Linked DNA regions of Homo sapiens: region 1 is linked to region 2. Evidence: chromatin contacts called from ENCODE Hi-C or POLR2A ChIA-PET data. All regions are on one chromosome and are shown on one strand. Each heading gives the region's core, a stretch centred on a gene start or an enhancer-like site at or near the end of the contact. The rest is flanking DNA. Distances are from core to core; before and after follow the strand shown. Region 1 overlaps TIAM2 (TIAM Rac1 associated GEF 2). Region 2 overlaps TIAM2 (TIAM Rac1 associated GEF 2).

What was found. Hi-C counts contacts between places; a loop is a spot of excess contacts on that map. ChIA-PET counts read pairs that join two places held with the same protein, here RNA polymerase II (POLR2A). Pooled maps may share reads with other maps.
Region 1: a loop to region 2 is called in a map of PC-3, with 6 times the contacts of the local background. The contact joins two enhancer-like sites. A Hi-C loop is called at or near these places in 2 of 168 maps with a recorded cell type or tissue (Calu3 and PC-3), 1 of 37 single-sample maps with no recorded cell type and 13 of 50 pooled maps. POLR2A ChIA-PET finds 5 or more read pairs at or near these places in 6 of 52 experiments (GM10248, MCF 10A, activated CD4-positive, alpha-beta memory T cell and 2 more).

The regions. Positions count from the first base shown.
Region 1 is chr6:155,168,663-155,173,643 of GRCh38, forward strand. All of the region lies in intron 9 of TIAM2 (TIAM Rac1 associated GEF 2), which reads left to right. Among named protein-coding and RNA genes, the nearest start is that of CLDN20, 93 kb to the right of the region's middle. RefSeq lists enhancers at 2,585-2,644, 2,685-3,104, 3,135-3,194. Within about 2 kb of position 2,654, at least 18 of the 41 ENCODE cell types and tissues checked have a DNase peak (open chromatin) inside an H3K27ac peak, as active enhancers do; they include PC-3, where a contact is called at or near this core.
Region 2 is chr6:155,123,800-155,128,449 of GRCh38, forward strand. It overlaps TIAM2 (TIAM Rac1 associated GEF 2), which reads left to right. Exons shown (of 27, transcript NM_012454.4): 3 at 3,691-3,801. Among named protein-coding and RNA genes, the nearest start is that of TIAM2, 130 kb to the left of the region's middle. RefSeq lists enhancers at 3,181-4,380, 3,388-4,134. Within about 2 kb of position 3,357, at least 4 of the 41 ENCODE cell types and tissues checked have a DNase peak (open chromatin) inside an H3K27ac peak, as active enhancers do; they include PC-3, where a contact is called at or near this core.

The sequences.
Region 1 (4,981 bases), core at 1,404-3,903, 44 kb after region 2:
AAGTAAAACGTAACTATGCGGGAAATAAAAACTTTAAGTGTATTAGAATAATGATACAAATTGTGATATGAAGCTCTTCTAAAATGTTATAGAACTTTAGTTTTTAAATAATGAAAAAGGGTAGCTGGCAGATGAATATTACAGGGCCATTTCATTAGTCTTTTTCCTCCCCCATCTGTCAGATATTTGATTCAAGTGGCAGCCATGGATTTTCTGGAACTCAGCTACCTCAAAACTCCAGTAACTCCAGTGAGGTAAACTTTGCTATAGATGGCCGCCATCTTGTTTTACATGAATGACACAAATGCTAACTTTTTCTGTTTTTTTTTGTTTGTTTTTGTTTTTGTTTTTGAGACGGAGTCTGGCTCTGTTGCCCAGGCTGGAGTGCAGTGGCACGATCTTGGCTCACTGCAAGCTTCGCCTCCCGGGTTCATGCCATTCTCCTGCCTCAGCCTCCCGAGTAGCTGGGACTACAGGCGCCCGCCACCACGCCCGGCTAATTTTTTGTGTTTTTAGTAGACATGGGGTTTCACCGTGTTAGCCACGATGGTCTCGATCTCCTGACCTTGTGATCCACCCACCTCGGCCTCCCAAAGTGCTGGGATGACAGGGTGAGCCACAGCACCCGGCCACAAATGCTAACTTAAGCGAGGAATGCTGGTTCAGAATCTTTACATGAACTCCTTGAAAATAGATTTATAATTAAAATGGTCCCAGTAGGTATTCTCTAAAGAGATAGTCTTGAATGCCAAGCATTTTGGAGGTATCTAACCTCATGTTAACTCCATTTTAAAATTAGTGACATGACTAGACTGAAGTCATAATAATATCTTTGATTTATACATCTCTATTCCTCAGCAGTACTTACCTTCGTTTGAGAGTTCAGTGAATACAAAATTGCATTTTCCTCTCAGGGTTGTCAGGGATCTTCACATAGATAGTACATTCTATGCTGTGTCTCTCCAGGCGCCGTCAAGGGGAGCCTGAGTAATGTCTCCTCATCCCTAGAATTGCTTCTGACCAAACAAATCCTCAGAATGATTTCTGAATGAAATCCTAGAGCATGAAATCCCAGATGTGCCTATGCCTCTTCCTAGTGCCTTTTTCAAACCCACAACATCCCCATGAAGCTGTGTTATTTAATTTCTCCTCCACCAAATAATTTTTTTTTTTTCAGATGGAGTCTCACTCTGTTGCCCAGGCTGGAGTGCAGTGGCGTGATCTCGGCTCACTGAAACCTCTGCCTCCCAGGTTGAAGCAGTTCTTCTGCCTCAGCCTCCTGAGTAGCTGGGATTACAGGCACCTGCCACCAAGGCTGGCTAATTTTTGTATTTTTAGTAGAGATGGGGTTTCACTATGTTGGCCAGGCTGGTCTTGAACTCCTGACGTCGCGATCCACCCACCTCAGTCTCCCAAAGTGCCGAGATTACAGGCGTGAGCCACTGCACCCAGCCAGTTCTTACTCTGCACTTACCATCTCTTACTGTTAGCCACTCTGTCAAGTGCGTATGTCATGGCTCCCAGGAAAGCTTGTAATCGATATAGTTTATATATGCCCTATTTCTATTAGATGTAGTCATTTAATGGCTGAGGATGACTGATTTGTAATAAAGGCCCATAATTTTAGGGTCCTATCTCTTCCAGCATTATATAACAATGTAAAATTCTTACTTTGAAAGTTAAGAGGCCTGGCATGGTGGCTCGTGCCTGTAATCCCAGAATTTTGGGAGGCTGAGTCAGGTGGATCATTTGAGACTAGCCTGGGCAACATGGTGAAACCCTGTCTCTATCAAAAATGCAAAAAATTATCCGAGTGTAGTGGCTTGCTCCTCGGAGGCTGAGGTGGGAGGATTGCTTGAGCCTGGGAGGCAGAGGTTGCAGTGAGCCAAGATCGCACCACTGCACTCTGACCTGGGTGGCAGAGTAAGACCCCATCCCTGAAAAAAGAAAGTTATGAAACTATAGCATCAGTACACTTCCTATTAACAGAGTTTATGTTGGACTTTGAAAATAAATTTTGCTGATGTAGCCACTTACAGTGAGAATTTAAGCTTAGTGCTTAAGATGGGCTCAAATCAACAGGTCCCATCGATGCTCTAAGGAGTGAGAAGAAACTATGATTTCTGCATTTGTTTTACTCCTATTTGTTTTAGCTAAGCATTACTTGTGATGTAGGGATACTGAAGAAATTCCTTTCATTTATAGGACAATTTTAATGCAGCCTCTGTAATTTCTGTGCTATCGTACCCAGATAACTAGATTCAGATAGAATGGCAGATAGAACTAAGGGTGTAATTTGTTTTTTTATATCTCTGGGACTTAAAATTCTGCCTGAGCTGGCTAAATAATTAATATTTCATTTTGCTACTTTTCATCTGCTAATCATTCTTGGAGAATACTTGTAACCTGCACAAACCTATTTTTATACAATAAGTACATTACGCCCATTTCTATAACACAGAAAGGCTGTTGTGAGGGAGGGGCCGTGTGCATTTTAAACTATTTCACTCTAATTGATGCATCATATAACAGCCCAACAGTGAGTCACCCTAATTCAAAATCTGTTAAGTCTGGAATAAAGCCAGTCTTACTTGAACATTTTTTTAGAGGACACTTTGGCTTGCCAAAAATGAAAGCTTTTCATAACGAACGTCTGGATGAGTAATAGTGAGTCTTACACGGCCTTTGAAGGGAGGTGTTTGTCATGGAGATTGTGACAACAAAGTCCCCACTAAGGCTCAGATGGCGGCAACCCCAGAAGCTTCATTGCAGAAATTGTGACAGCCCCTGGGCCTTGGCCCCTTCTTCTGGAAAATTGGCTTGGGGTATTCCAACTTTCTGTGGCAGTGAGTGAATGCAGTATTGTCATCTTAGTCATGAGCTGTAAACTGAAAAAAAAACCTAAAAAACCCCAAAAAACCCCAAAACCAAAACAAACCCCCTAATATTGTTTTCTTAAATGGAAAATATGAATGAAACAGCTTACTCTTCACCACAGTATGGTAATCTGTTTAGAGAGAATATTAATACACAACCCTACATAGCATATATATATGCATACAGCTAGCGAGCTAGCTAGATCCATCTTTGTTTTTCTTTCATATCAACCGATGTGTGGGCCTCAGTCCAAGAAGGAAATAAACACTTTCTCTTCTATGACATTTTACTGTTGTTAAGAAAACTGGGAGCGTGCAACTCCCTTTTGTGTTTTCTCCTCATCTCCCTTGCAAATAGACTTTCCTTTTATCAGCCACTGTGGTGGTTTGGGCCCATTTGTGACAGCCAGATTGTGATTTTGCTACTCACTTCCCTTCAGTGATCCAAGTAGTAATTACAAGCCATTTGATCCAAAAGCATCTGCTGTGAGAACACACGGAGTTTCAATTTTTTCTCCTTGCTGCATACTGAGCATAAGTAATTTGACATGTGGTTTCAGGACCATTGATGTAATAATAATAATAATAAATACTTCTGTGGAATGCCCTCCAAGGAGAGCTAAAGTGATTTGCAGACGTTCACTAGTCAGTCTGGAGTGACTGTGGCTGCAGCCCAGTGATGTTCCCGTGTCGTGATGGCCAGTTGGAGCTGACTGCAAGGTGATCTGAGCAGCAGTGGCCAGAACAGTGGCCCAGGGCTTTGGAACAAAGGATGATTCTCAGGAAGTTCTTTATAGTGGCCATCGCTGAAATGCAGTAGCTACTCCCAGTACAGTATAATGCCCTGATCCAGCCTCAGCTTCCAAAAAAAATCTTTACAATTTATGTCTTTCAAATGCAATTCCTCCCATCAGTCTCCTAACCACCCCACGAGGCTGGCGTTTTTAACCTCTTTTGAAGGTGAAGGAACAGAAGTGCAGAGGCACTAGATAACAGCCCCTAACAAGGCTGAGATTTGACCTGGATTGCCTTGCTATTATTGTATTTTTTCTGTCTCCATTTGCATTCTCAGGACCAGGAAACCTTGAAGAGGCTAGTTGGAAATATATATATATATATATATATATATATATATATATATATATATATTTTTTTTTTTTTTTTTTTTTTTTTTCTTTGATGGGAGGAAGTAGAGTAGGAGGCGTGGTAGGTGCGTAACAGTCCTGGCAAAGGTAGCCAACCGTGGAATTCTGGGTGGTTAAAAAGGTTAATTTAACATAGCAGCATCTTTGACATGGGTAACCTGGAAAAAGAGTTTTCCAGATGGCTCCATTTTTAATGCTTATTTTTAGGATTCTCTCTTCTTTTTATGAAAAGAATATTGGAGAATATTTCATCTGGCTTCCTGAAACTAAAGCATGTGTATTTTCAACTTGGATAGCATTGACCTTCCTTCAGAGAATTAATCCAACTTTCCCTCCAAATGGGCAAAGCTTACAACAACCTAAGAGATCTGTAAGCACCAAGTAGCTTTTTCTTTTTCTAGTTTTAATAAATTAATTTTAAATTCTTGGTGCTTCCTTTGAATAACCAGGTTTTACTTTTCTTGAACTGTATACATTTGTGAGGGTTGTGTGTGTGTGTGTGTGTGTGTGTGTGTGTGTCTGTCTGTCTGTCTGCCTAACACACACCAAAAATTACATTTAACTTTTCATTGAGGGACTCTCTTGAGAGGGTCTTACTCTTTGATGGCCTTGGCTTTGATAGGCGTCTTCTCTTCTATGGTTCACTAGATCTTGGGTCAACAGTGTAGACTCAGAAAACCATTGCTCAGAGCAGTTGTAGCACAGCACCTTGTTTAATGGATTTTAATAGGATTATTTCTTTTGTCCTTCCATCCTTCCATCTATCTGCACACTTTTCTCTTGTCCAGAACTTATTCTCCTTCAATAATCTGTTAATTTTTCTTCTCGAAGCTTCCAGAGAGCATTAAGAACTTGACACTATGTCAACAGATTTGAGTAAGATACTGAAAACGGACAGCGTTTACCCTTCTGCCTGTAATATGACTGTGAATTTCTAGTTGTATCCAGCTCAGCACTGAA
Region 2 (4,650 bases), core at 2,107-4,606:
GGAGCCTTTCGCCTCCAGTGTCTTCGCTGGACCTTGGTCTTTACAAAAGGAAACAAATGAAGGCTCACTCTGATCCACTCACTGTGACAGTCTGAGTGGCAGCAGCCAGGAGCTTCTCTGGCCATTTGTAGTTCCCTCAGTTAAAAAATGAAAGGGTAGCTAAGGTTCAACAGCTCAGGCTTTGAACTTTATTTATTTGTTTATTTATTATTATCATCATCATTTTTGAGACAGAGTTGACAGTCTTGCTGCGTCTGTCACCCAGGCTGGAGTCCAGTGGCTTGATCTCAGCTCACTGCAACCTCTGCCTCCCGATTCAAGCAATTCTCCCACCTCAGCCTCCCAAGTAGCTGGGATTACAGGTGTGTGCCCTCACACTCAGCTAATTTTTTTGTAGTTTTAGTAGAGATGGAGTTTCACCATTTTGGCCAGGCTGGTCTTGACCTCCTGGGCTTAAGTGCTCCATCTGCCTCGGATTCCCAAAGTGCTGGGATTACAGGCTTGAGCCACCATGCCCAGCCAGGTTTTGAACTTTTTTTTTCTCTTTTGAGACTGAGTTTCGCTCTTGTTGCCCAGGCTGGAGTGCAACGGCACAATCTCGGCTCACCGCAACCTCTGCCTCTGGCGTTTAAGTGATTCTCTTGCCTCAGCCTCCTGAGTAGCTGGGATTACAGGCATGCACCACCATGCCTGGCTAATTTTATAGTTTTAGTAGAGACGGGGTTTCTCCATGTTGATCAGGCTGGTCTCGAACTCCCGACCTCAGGTGATCTGCCCTGCCTTGGCCTCCCAAAGTGCTGGGATTACAGGCATGAGCCACCACACCCAGCTGGTTTTGGACTTTTAAAAGGTGGGGTTCTTGTGGTCCAGCCCCATGTGTGAGATGGGGCCAGGTTCTAGTGGCAAGTCTAGCAGTTGCTATCCCCTTTTTAGACGTGTGACACAGCTGCCTACTAAAAGGTAGGGTGCCGGCAGTATAGCAGCCACCTTCTCAGTCCTCATTAATTAGAGGCTGAGCTATTGGATTTCCTGCCAATGGCCAAGTGGAAAATCTATTTGACTTTTTTTTTTTTTTTTAATTTAAAATGTATCTGCGTGGATAGACTCAGGCAGGAGATTTGTCTTTGTCTTTGTTAGAGGAACCTAGCTCCAGTGTCTTGCTTCTCCTCCCACTAACTGTAACAGTCACCACTGAGGCCGGGTGTGGTGCCTCATGCTTGTAATCCCAGCACTTTGGGAGGCCGAGGCAGGTGGATCACCTGAGAGTTCGAGACCAGCCTGGCTAACATGGTGAAACCCCGTCTCTACTAAAAATACAAAAATTAGCTGGGTGTGGTGGCGGGCACTTGTAATCCCAGATGCTCAGGAAGCTGAGGCAGGGGAATCACTTGAACCCGGGAGGCACAGGTTGCAGTGAGTCGAGATTGTACCGCTGCACTCCAGCCTGGGTAACAGAGTGAGACTCTGTCTCAAAAAAAATAAAAGGTGCCATTGAACCCTCCTAAGAAGATATACAGTAGCCAATAAGCACATGAAAAAGATGGCTCAATATCACTTATCATTAGAGAAATGCAAATGAAACCCATAATGAGATACTGCTTATGTCCATTAGGATAACTGCTGTCGAAAAACAGAAAATAACAAGCATGGGTGAGGATGTGGAGGAATTGGAACTCTGCTGCACTGTTGGTGAGCATGTAAAATGGTGCAGCTGTTGCGGAAAACAGTATGGCGGTTCTGTAAAGAATTAAAAATAGGGCTGGGCGCGGTGGCTCACGCCTGTTATCCCAGCACTTTGGGAGGCTGAGGTGGGTGGATCACTTAAGGCCGGAAGTTCGAGACCAGCCTGGCCAACACGGTGAAGCCCTGTCTCTACTAAAATCAGAAAAATTATCTGGTGCAATGGTGCGCGCCTATAATCACAGCTACTTGAGAGGCTGAGGCAGGGGAGTCACTTGGACCTGGGAGGCGGAGGTTGCAGTGAGCCGAGATTGTGCCACTGCACTCCAGCCTGGACGACAGAGCAAGACTCTGTCTCCAAAAAAAGAGAGAAAAAAAAAAGAATTACAAATAGAATAACCTAAGTGGTGTGCTTATGACAATAAATAGTTTATTTTCTAAAAATAAAATAAAAATAGAATAACCTAATGCTATTGCATTTCCACTTCTGGGTATATATCATAAAGAATTGAAAGCAGGGTCTGGAAGAGCTAGTTAAACACCCATGGTCATAGCAGCATTATTCATAATAGCCAAGAGGTGGAAGCAACCCAAGTGTCTCTCCATGGGATGAATGAATAAACAAAATGTGGCATGCACATGTAATAGAATGCTATTCAGCCTTAACAAGGAAGGAAATTCTGACATCTGCTACCACGTGGATGAAACTTGAGGGCATTATACTAAGTGAAATAAGCCAGTTGCAAAAAGACAAATGCTTTCACTTATATGCGGTATCTAGAGTCCTCAAATTCATAGAGGCAGAAAGTAGAATGACAGTTGCCAGGGGCTGTGGGACCGGGGAATTGCTGTTTAATGGGTGCAGAGTTTCTGTTCTGCAAGATGGAAAGAGTTCTGAAGATGGATGTCGGTGACGGTTGTACAACAGTGTACTTACTGCTGCCCTGTACATTTAAAAATGGGTAAGATGGGCCAGGCGCGGTGGCTCACGCCTGTAATCCCCGCGCTTTGGGAGGCTGAGGTGAGCAGATCACCTGAGGTCGGGAGTTTGAGAACAGTCTGACCAACATGGAGAAACCCTGTCTCTACTAAAAATACAAAATTAGCTGGGCGTGGTGGTGCGTGCCTGTAATCCCAGTTACTCAGGAGGCTGAGGTAGGAGAATCGCTTGAACCCAGGAGGCGGAGGTTGCAGTGAGCCGAGATTGTGCCACTGCACTCCCGCCTGGGCAAGAAGAACAAAACTCTGTCTCAAATAAATAAATAAATAAATAAATGGTAAGATGGAAAATGTTATGTTATCCATGTTTGACCACAATTACAAATAAACTTTTTTTTTTTTTTTTAAAGGAACAAAAAGTCACTATTAAGGCCTCACCCCTCTGCTTCCCGTGTCTGTGGCTTCGTGTCCAGCAGTGAGCACGGCCAGAGGGGAGCCTCCCCATCTCAGCCAGTCCTCCTCCCTTTCAGAAGCCCTGCCTTATCCCTCAGAGGGGGACCTCTTGCCCCTGCTAACATGTGCTTGAGAAAGCTTTTAATCTCATTTATGAGGTCAACCTCTACAAGCTAAATTATTTTAACCAAGGACTATTCACTGTGATGTTATATTTTGGGCTTTGTTTTTGCTGCTTGGTCAAATAGAGAACAAGGGCCACCTCTCGTCACACAGCCTGACGCTCCTGCAGCCCTGTGAGACTGAGAGTTGTTTTCCTGGTCATGGTGACAGATGAGCCACGCATGACTCACTGGAGCGGTCTCCCCTGAAACAAAGGCATGCATTTGACTGCAGACTGGGTGTTGAGTTGGTGGCCTTTGCAAGACTGGGTGGGCAGTTCTGGCTTCAAATGACCCTGATGAATCACACGGTTCACAGACGTTTCATTTATTACCTTGACAGTGACCCTGGACACCAGTTGTTTCTTCATATAATTTGCGTTAAGGCTTCCTTTTGACTTTGTGGGAGCTTGGAGTAAAACGCTTCACAGAGTTTTCTTGCGTTTCTGTTTTTCAGGCTCACTTCATGGACTCACTTTGCGTGCTTGTTAAATGTGCTGTGTTGCTCCCAAGACCATGTAAAGCCTACTGACCACTAACCTCCCTCACAGCAGAAACTAGACGTCAGGTAAACCCAACCCTTGTGCCTGGGGGTCACGTCAAGTTGCATGACTGTGATTAAGGTAATAAGTAAAGGTTTAATTATTTGGGCTAGCGATTTTGGTTTTAAAATATTTGATAATTACCACCAAAGAAAAGTCAATCCATTTAACTTCTGTTTTGTGGCTACACATTCTTAGATATAAAAGAATTAAAAATAAAAAGCCTACTAAATATATCTGGAGATCTCACCAGAAGAGCATCACCTCCAACTGACCTAAAATAGTGATATACTGGTTTGAGTGAGAAACTAGCTGGGCATGGTGGCATGTGCCTGTAGTTCCAGCTACTTGGGAGGCTGAGGCAGGAGAATCCCTTGAGCCCAGGGGTTTGAAACCAGCCTGGGCAACATAGCAAGATCCCACCTCAAAAAAATTATTTCAGAATCAAAAGAGATGGTTTCTTCTTTCCTCCCTTCCTCCCTCCCTCCTTCTCCCCCTTTTCACTTTGAGTTTGGCTTAACTAATAGACTCCTTGAGCAAACTGGGGTTTTTACAAGGAAGTAAGAGTCTAATATTAAGTTTTTCTGATGCCCATATTCTAAGTCAGCTTCATACTTACTTCTCTCATCATATTCTAAAGTGAAGATACCTGAAGTCTTTACAAAAGCTCTAGAGATTAGTTTTATTAAAATGTTTTTCTTTCCCAAATGAGAGCTCTTATTTTTTCCCCCATTTTTCATCTCAGCCTCATTTTTGAGGACTTCCAGGCCTTTTTCTTTTGTGGTATTCCTAGAGCCCCAACAGAGCCTGGTACCTGGTGTCATGTTATAAAAATGTGATAGTTTTTGAGCAAAAGTCTCTCAAAATACTGTGGA